Linked DNA regions of Homo sapiens: region 2 is linked to region 1. The links are chromatin loops, found by intact Hi-C in ENCODE. Cell type or tissue: breast epithelium. All regions are shown on one strand. Links, peaks and the distances in the headings refer to the core of each region. The heading gives the core; the rest is flanking DNA.

Region 1 (2,921 bases), core at 187-2,686:
GAGTTCGAGACCAGCCTGGACAACATAGTGAAACCCTGTCTCTACTAAAAATACAAAAATTAGGGCCAGGCGCAGTGGCTCACGTCTGTAATCCCAGCACTTTGGGAGGCTGAGGTGGGTGGATCACCTGAGGTCAGGAGTTTGAGACCAGCCTGACCAACATGGAGAAACCCCGTTTCTACTAAAAATACAAAAAAGTTAGCTGGGCATGGTGGCACATGCCTGTAATATCAGCTACTCAGGAGACTGAGGCAGGAGAATTGCTTGAACCCGGGAGGCAGAGGTTGCAGTGAGCCAAGATCACGTCATTGCATTCCAGCCTGGGCAACAAGAGTGAAACTCAGTCTCATTAAAAAAAAAAAAAAAAAAAATAGCCAGGTGTGGTGGCAGGCACCTGTAATCCCAGCTACTCAGGAGGCTGCGGCAGGAGAATCGCTTGAACCCAGGAGGTGGAGGTTGCAGTGAGCTGAGATTGTGCCACTGCACTCCAGCCTGGGTGACAGAGCAAGACTCTGTGTCAAAAAAAAAAAAAAAAAAATGGAATGTCTAATAGTGTATGGCTTTCTTCCGCTTGGGGTATTTTTTAATCCATTCTGTGGCTTGTTCCATGCCTGAGAACTTTTGACATCCTGTGCCCAGACTTAAACTCACCCCTTCAGTGTGTGGGTTTAGGGGGAGAAGTGAAGGTTGACACATTCATATCAACAACATAGTCTACTTTACCATCCAACGATGTATTTTGATATCAGCCAAGTATTTCTCTCTACAACTGTGAGCAATGCTAATCCACTCCAGCCTTCTTACACTGTAATGATACCTTTTCTTTGTCCTCTCTGAAAGTTTCTAGTAGCATATCTCCAAATAATTATTGAATTTGAAAGCCTCAGCTGGACAAGTCTTCTCTGTGGTTGAATTGTGACAATGTCTGTGTTCCTTAAAAAAATAAAAAATAACATAAAACCAAGTAAGGTTAGACAAAACAGTTGAAAGTTTAAAATCCCTTGGCCTCATCTAGTTCAGTGGAGACAAACTTTCTAAATGGGAGGAGGGCCATGTAATGAGAGGAGAGGAGAGGAGAGAAGTATTTGATGCACTCATGGCCTCAGGGTCAGGGAGACCTGGAGGAGCAGTGGAGATGGTGGAGAGCCAGAGAACAGGTGCCACCTCCCAAGAGGCAGCCTTTACTCACCTCTGGCTGATTGGTGGGGTTGGGGATGTGGGTACAGGCATATCAGACCTTTAGATTTTTTTCAAGAAAAGCCAGAAATCTGGATCTTTTTTTTTTCCTTTAAGAGATGTCATCTCACTATGTTGCCCAGGCTGGTCTTGATACTCCTGAGCTCAAGCAATCCTCCTATCTCGGCCCCCCAAAGTGCTGGGATTACAAGTGTGAGCCACCGTGCCCAGCCTGGATTTTTTTTTTATGTTAAATATCTCGATTTTTTTTCTAGCATTGGCTGACTTCACATGTATAACCACCACTTGCAGACAAAGCGAACCACCACGTCTCCAGGCCAAATTCCAGCTGCCAGCATGCAGCCTCTGATCTGATTCTCTTGTAGAAGCATTCCTTGAGCCTGGAAGTTCTCATTTAACTCTTGCCATACATGAACTTTGGAACTCTGTTAGGCCCTAACTGTTGGTGATTTTGTAGCTTGTTTTCTTTTCATCTTCATTTTGCCAAGAGAATATTATTTTCTGGCCATCAGGAACCCTCAGATGATGGCCTTGTGACTAGATGTTTGACTCTATACAGGTCAGTTTCTTTTTTGCACCTGAGGGTCTTTAAGAGAAGGGATTGGACTAAATGATTATCCCAAGGTTCTTTCTTACCCTAAAATTTTAAAATATAGTAAGCGGTCCCAGTGAAAAGAACGTGAGCCAGGAAACAGAAGACCTGGGTTCTCGTCCTGGCTTTGTGTGACTTTGGTCCAGTCACATACTTCCCTGACCCTGTTTGTTCATCCATTAGAAAGAACGGAGATGACGCCTAGTTAGTGGGTGCTTGGAAATCAGATTAGAAGTGCTGTTGAGGGCTTTTGCTTCACCATATGGAATGGAATATGGGGGGTATTGGGGTGGTTGGAAGGTTGCAATGGGGGATCACCTGGAAGCAGGAAGCACAAGCCGATTAGCCAAAAATACTTTCAAAAATTTCTTCCTAACCCCCAGAATTCTCCTAACACAAAACTATTTACTTTGGAAGTTGTCCCTGAAGTCCTCACTACTGCCTGACATGGGCAAGGTTGGCCCATAAAAGCACAGAGTGAACTGGCAAGGACCAGAGTCCACATACATTAACTCCGGGGCTCAAGATTTTAAAGAACAAAATTGATAATACACCTTTCGTTGTAGTTTACTTTTTGTATAAAGCAGAAGCATTAGAATACTATATGGCAGTACTTAAGCTTAATGGTAATTCCACACATAACTGGCCAAAGATTTTTCACAGGTCACCATGACCTGGAACTAGAGTAAATAGTTATCAGTGAAAGTTGAGCCTTAGTATAACCAGAACAGAGGCTTACCAAAAGTTACAGCAGGTCTGGCCTATAAAATACCAGCCCAAGATTGGGATAGACTCTCCCGTTCTGTGGTAGAGCTGTTTTTTGAAGCCCCATTAAAAAGTACTGTATACATGAATATAGTGAGGCTTCACTGTAAAATGTCTTAAGCATCAGATTTTGCTTCTGACAAAATTTGTGAGACATGGCCGTTCTTATTCAAACCCATAAGGTCCTCACTCCTTGAAAGGGGCACGTAGCAGATACACATTTGCTAAACTGTGTACCAGTGCCAGCATTTGGAGCCACTGTGTATTGCTGGCGAGTTTTTCAGGACATGATCATACACAGGGTATTTGAATGTGGTTCCACGCTGGACATCCTGAAAAGGAAAATAAGAAAGTCTTCCTGATCAAA
Region 2 (2,921 bases), core at 161-2,660, 370 kb after region 1:
TCTTCTGGAGTTGTTGCTTGCTCAGCAGACACGTGTTGAGTCCTGCTAACTTGACAAGCACTGCACCACTTGCTGAGATTACAAAGATAAGTAAGATATGCTCTGTGGCTCTGGAAAATCAAAAGCTAGTAGAAGATGCCTGTAGTTCATCTGGAAAAAGAGAGCTTATAAAGTTTTTTCTACAATATGACCTCATTTGAACATATGGGGTGCAGTTATTATTTTCCTTATTTTACACAGGAAACTGAGTCTCATGGAGGTTAAGTTATAATGCTCAACTTGTTATTACTTGCCCAGTATCTGTTGTCCCTTAAACAAGGACTGGGACCATGTCTATCTTTTTCATTCTGTAGTTCCAGTACCTAGCACAGTACCTGGCACATAATAGGTGTTCCATTTGAGCACCTATTTGATGGATTAATAAATCCATCAAACATATTTGATGGATAATATCTCCAACAAATATTGGATCATAGGAAAGCATTACTAGCATTAGTCTTCTTACTCTTGAAGTAAGTACTCTTTCACTATGCCTTGCTGCCTCTGTAATTATAAACCTGTTTAGTATTAACAGGATGAATGCTTGTGGTATGGAAAAAGAGCTATATATGCTGCCTAATTTTTTAAATAAGGAAAGAGATTGCCTTTGAAAGGTAGAGGCTGAACACCCTTGGAAAAACAATAGGATAAATCCCCCAGAACTCAGACATCTTGATACTCAACCACAAAACATTCTTTTCTTTATGAAGAAATAATTTGGTCATATGTGTCAAGCTTTCTCATTATTTAGTGGTTTGGAATCATTTTAAATTGGCCATTAGAAGTAATGGCAGCAGGTTTGAGGGTCTAGAAGTATTATATATTGTGTACTTTATCAGTAATTTTTATGATATTTATGAAGCTCAGTATGGCTGATGTTAAGAGACAGGGTTATTAGCACTTCAGAACATAAGAATGGAATTTAAAATGACCTTAGAAAAATTGAGAGGTGTTGATCCTAAATAGGAACACATGTGGGGAGAAAAGACAAATGCACTGTAACTGCAGTATGCAACTGTGTCAGGGAGGAATTTAGAAGACCAAATTCAGAATCACAAAGTATTAATAATTCTTGTATTACATTCTTCAGACTATTACTGGAATACTATGGTCAGTCTCAGTCCCACCAGTTTAAGAGATTTGTAACAAATTGTATGAGATTTAGAGAATATAGAAAATAATTAAAGGTTAGAAATTTAGGAATGTGAAAACATAGAAAATAAGTTGAATTTTAGTCATGTAAGGTCTCAAAATATTTTACCTCTCATGTTTTCATTCTCAGAAGCTACTCAAGGATGTGCTCCACCAAAATGAGGATATGAAGCCAATATAAAGGAAGGCAATGAATACAAGAGACAGGCAAAGGGAGTTCCCAGGACATAAGCAAGGGACGTCCCAGGTAGCAAGTGTGCACCTGGTGTCCAGGGCCATCTGTCCAGGTAATGCATGTTATAAGGTGTAAGGGGAGATATTTTTCAGGAGGGTAAAAATAAAAGAATTCCTGATGCATCTGAATATTTTAAGAAAAAGGGCATGGTAACACATGCCTGTAATCCCAGTTAATTGAGAGGCTGAGGCAGGAAAGTGGCTTGAGCCTGGAAGTTCTAGGCTGCAGTACACTATGATCATGCTTTTGAATAGCCACTGCACTCTAGCCTGGGCATCATAGCAAGACCCCCATCTCAAAAGAAAGAAGGAGAGAAAGAAAAATAAAGAAAAATGGAAAGAGAAAGAAGGAAGGAAGGAAAGAGGAAGAAAGAGAGAAAGAAAAGAAAGAAAAAATGTTAAGCATTTGATGGAGAGTTTGGGGTTAAATTAGTGATATACACAGAGAATATTTGCTAAAACCAACAAAAACCAACTCCAGGGAAGCAAAAGTTTTGGCCAAAACAAAAAGAAGAATTATATATACTACAGAGCTTCACTATAACTAACATAAATACTAAGTATTAATCTAATCAAAATTTTGATGTAAAGATAGTAAGTAGATGAAAAGATGGGAAGGGTGGATGTGTGGGATGGGGTGGGAGAGGGTGGTGAAAGAAAGCTGTGCCCTTGTATTTCACAGTGAGAAGTCACGGAAAATGCCTACACTTGAAAAATCAAATTAGTAACATAAGCAAATATAGCATTAAAAAGTTGTGGAAGTAAACATCAAAACTACCAACCAACAAATTAATCAAACGAACAAAACAAAATTGCTGAAAACATTGAATGTGGCCGCCTTTGGAGTGGAGAGAAATATATTGAGAGGAGGTACAAGGGACCATTATTTTTTATATCAAACCTTATTTAAAGCTTATTTAAACCATGAGCTTGTATAACTTTGGTTAAGGCAAACAAAAATAAATTAAATTATTTAACTACATAAAATATATTTAAGGACCTAATAATCACCAAAAGTAAGGAAATTTGTTTTGTCTCAGGGTGATGACAACTGCTTGTTGTATTTACAAACTCAAGATTTTGGTTTAGTGGTAAGTTCTAGTAAGGATTGTTGTATGGGAGTTTCTAAACAGATGAGTCATTCCCTTTCCTGGAGCTATGGGGGGACTAGCAGTCAACACTCAATAGCCTGGCATGGTTTAGGTGCAGTTATAGAGTAAGGTTGTGTGCATTTCCCTGTCTCATTTGGGTTCCTTATAATTCTGTAGGCCTCCAGCAGTGGTGTGGTGTGAAGACAAAGCACTGGATTTGTAGACACACAGACCCCAAGTCAAATGCCAGCTCAATCATATGCTATTTATGTGACCTCAGAAAGTGACCCAACCCCTCTGAATCTTAATTTCCTCATCGTAAAATGGGGCCATGTGATATCCACCTCATGTGCTAAGCCATTAAATGAACTTACGTTTATAAAGTATCTGGCAGATGCTAAAAAA

What was found. Hi-C counts contacts between places; a loop is a spot of excess contacts. Peaks named below come from ENCODE experiments on the same cell type or tissue, not always from the same donor. Only the 100,000 strongest peaks of a DNase experiment are listed, where the experiment ranks them.
Region 2: a loop joins it to region 1, with 18 times the contacts of the local background. A loop is called at or near these places in 21 of 110 quality-filtered maps.

Annotation. Positions count from the first base shown.
Region 1 is chr3:150,756,187-150,759,107 of GRCh38, reverse strand. All of the region lies in intron 1 of SIAH2 (siah E3 ubiquitin protein ligase 2), which reads left to right. Among named protein-coding and RNA genes, the nearest start is that of SIAH2-AS1, 4.3 kb to the left of the region's middle. In breast epithelium, for the core only: no CTCF peak of the experiment used is centred there; no DNase peak of the experiment used is centred there; H3K27ac peaks cover 843 bases.
Region 2 is chr3:150,391,068-150,393,988 of GRCh38, reverse strand. No RefSeq gene overlaps it. Among named protein-coding and RNA genes, the nearest start is that of TSC22D2, 16 kb to the left of the region's middle. In breast epithelium, for the core only: no CTCF peak of the experiment used is centred there; no DNase peak of the experiment used is centred there.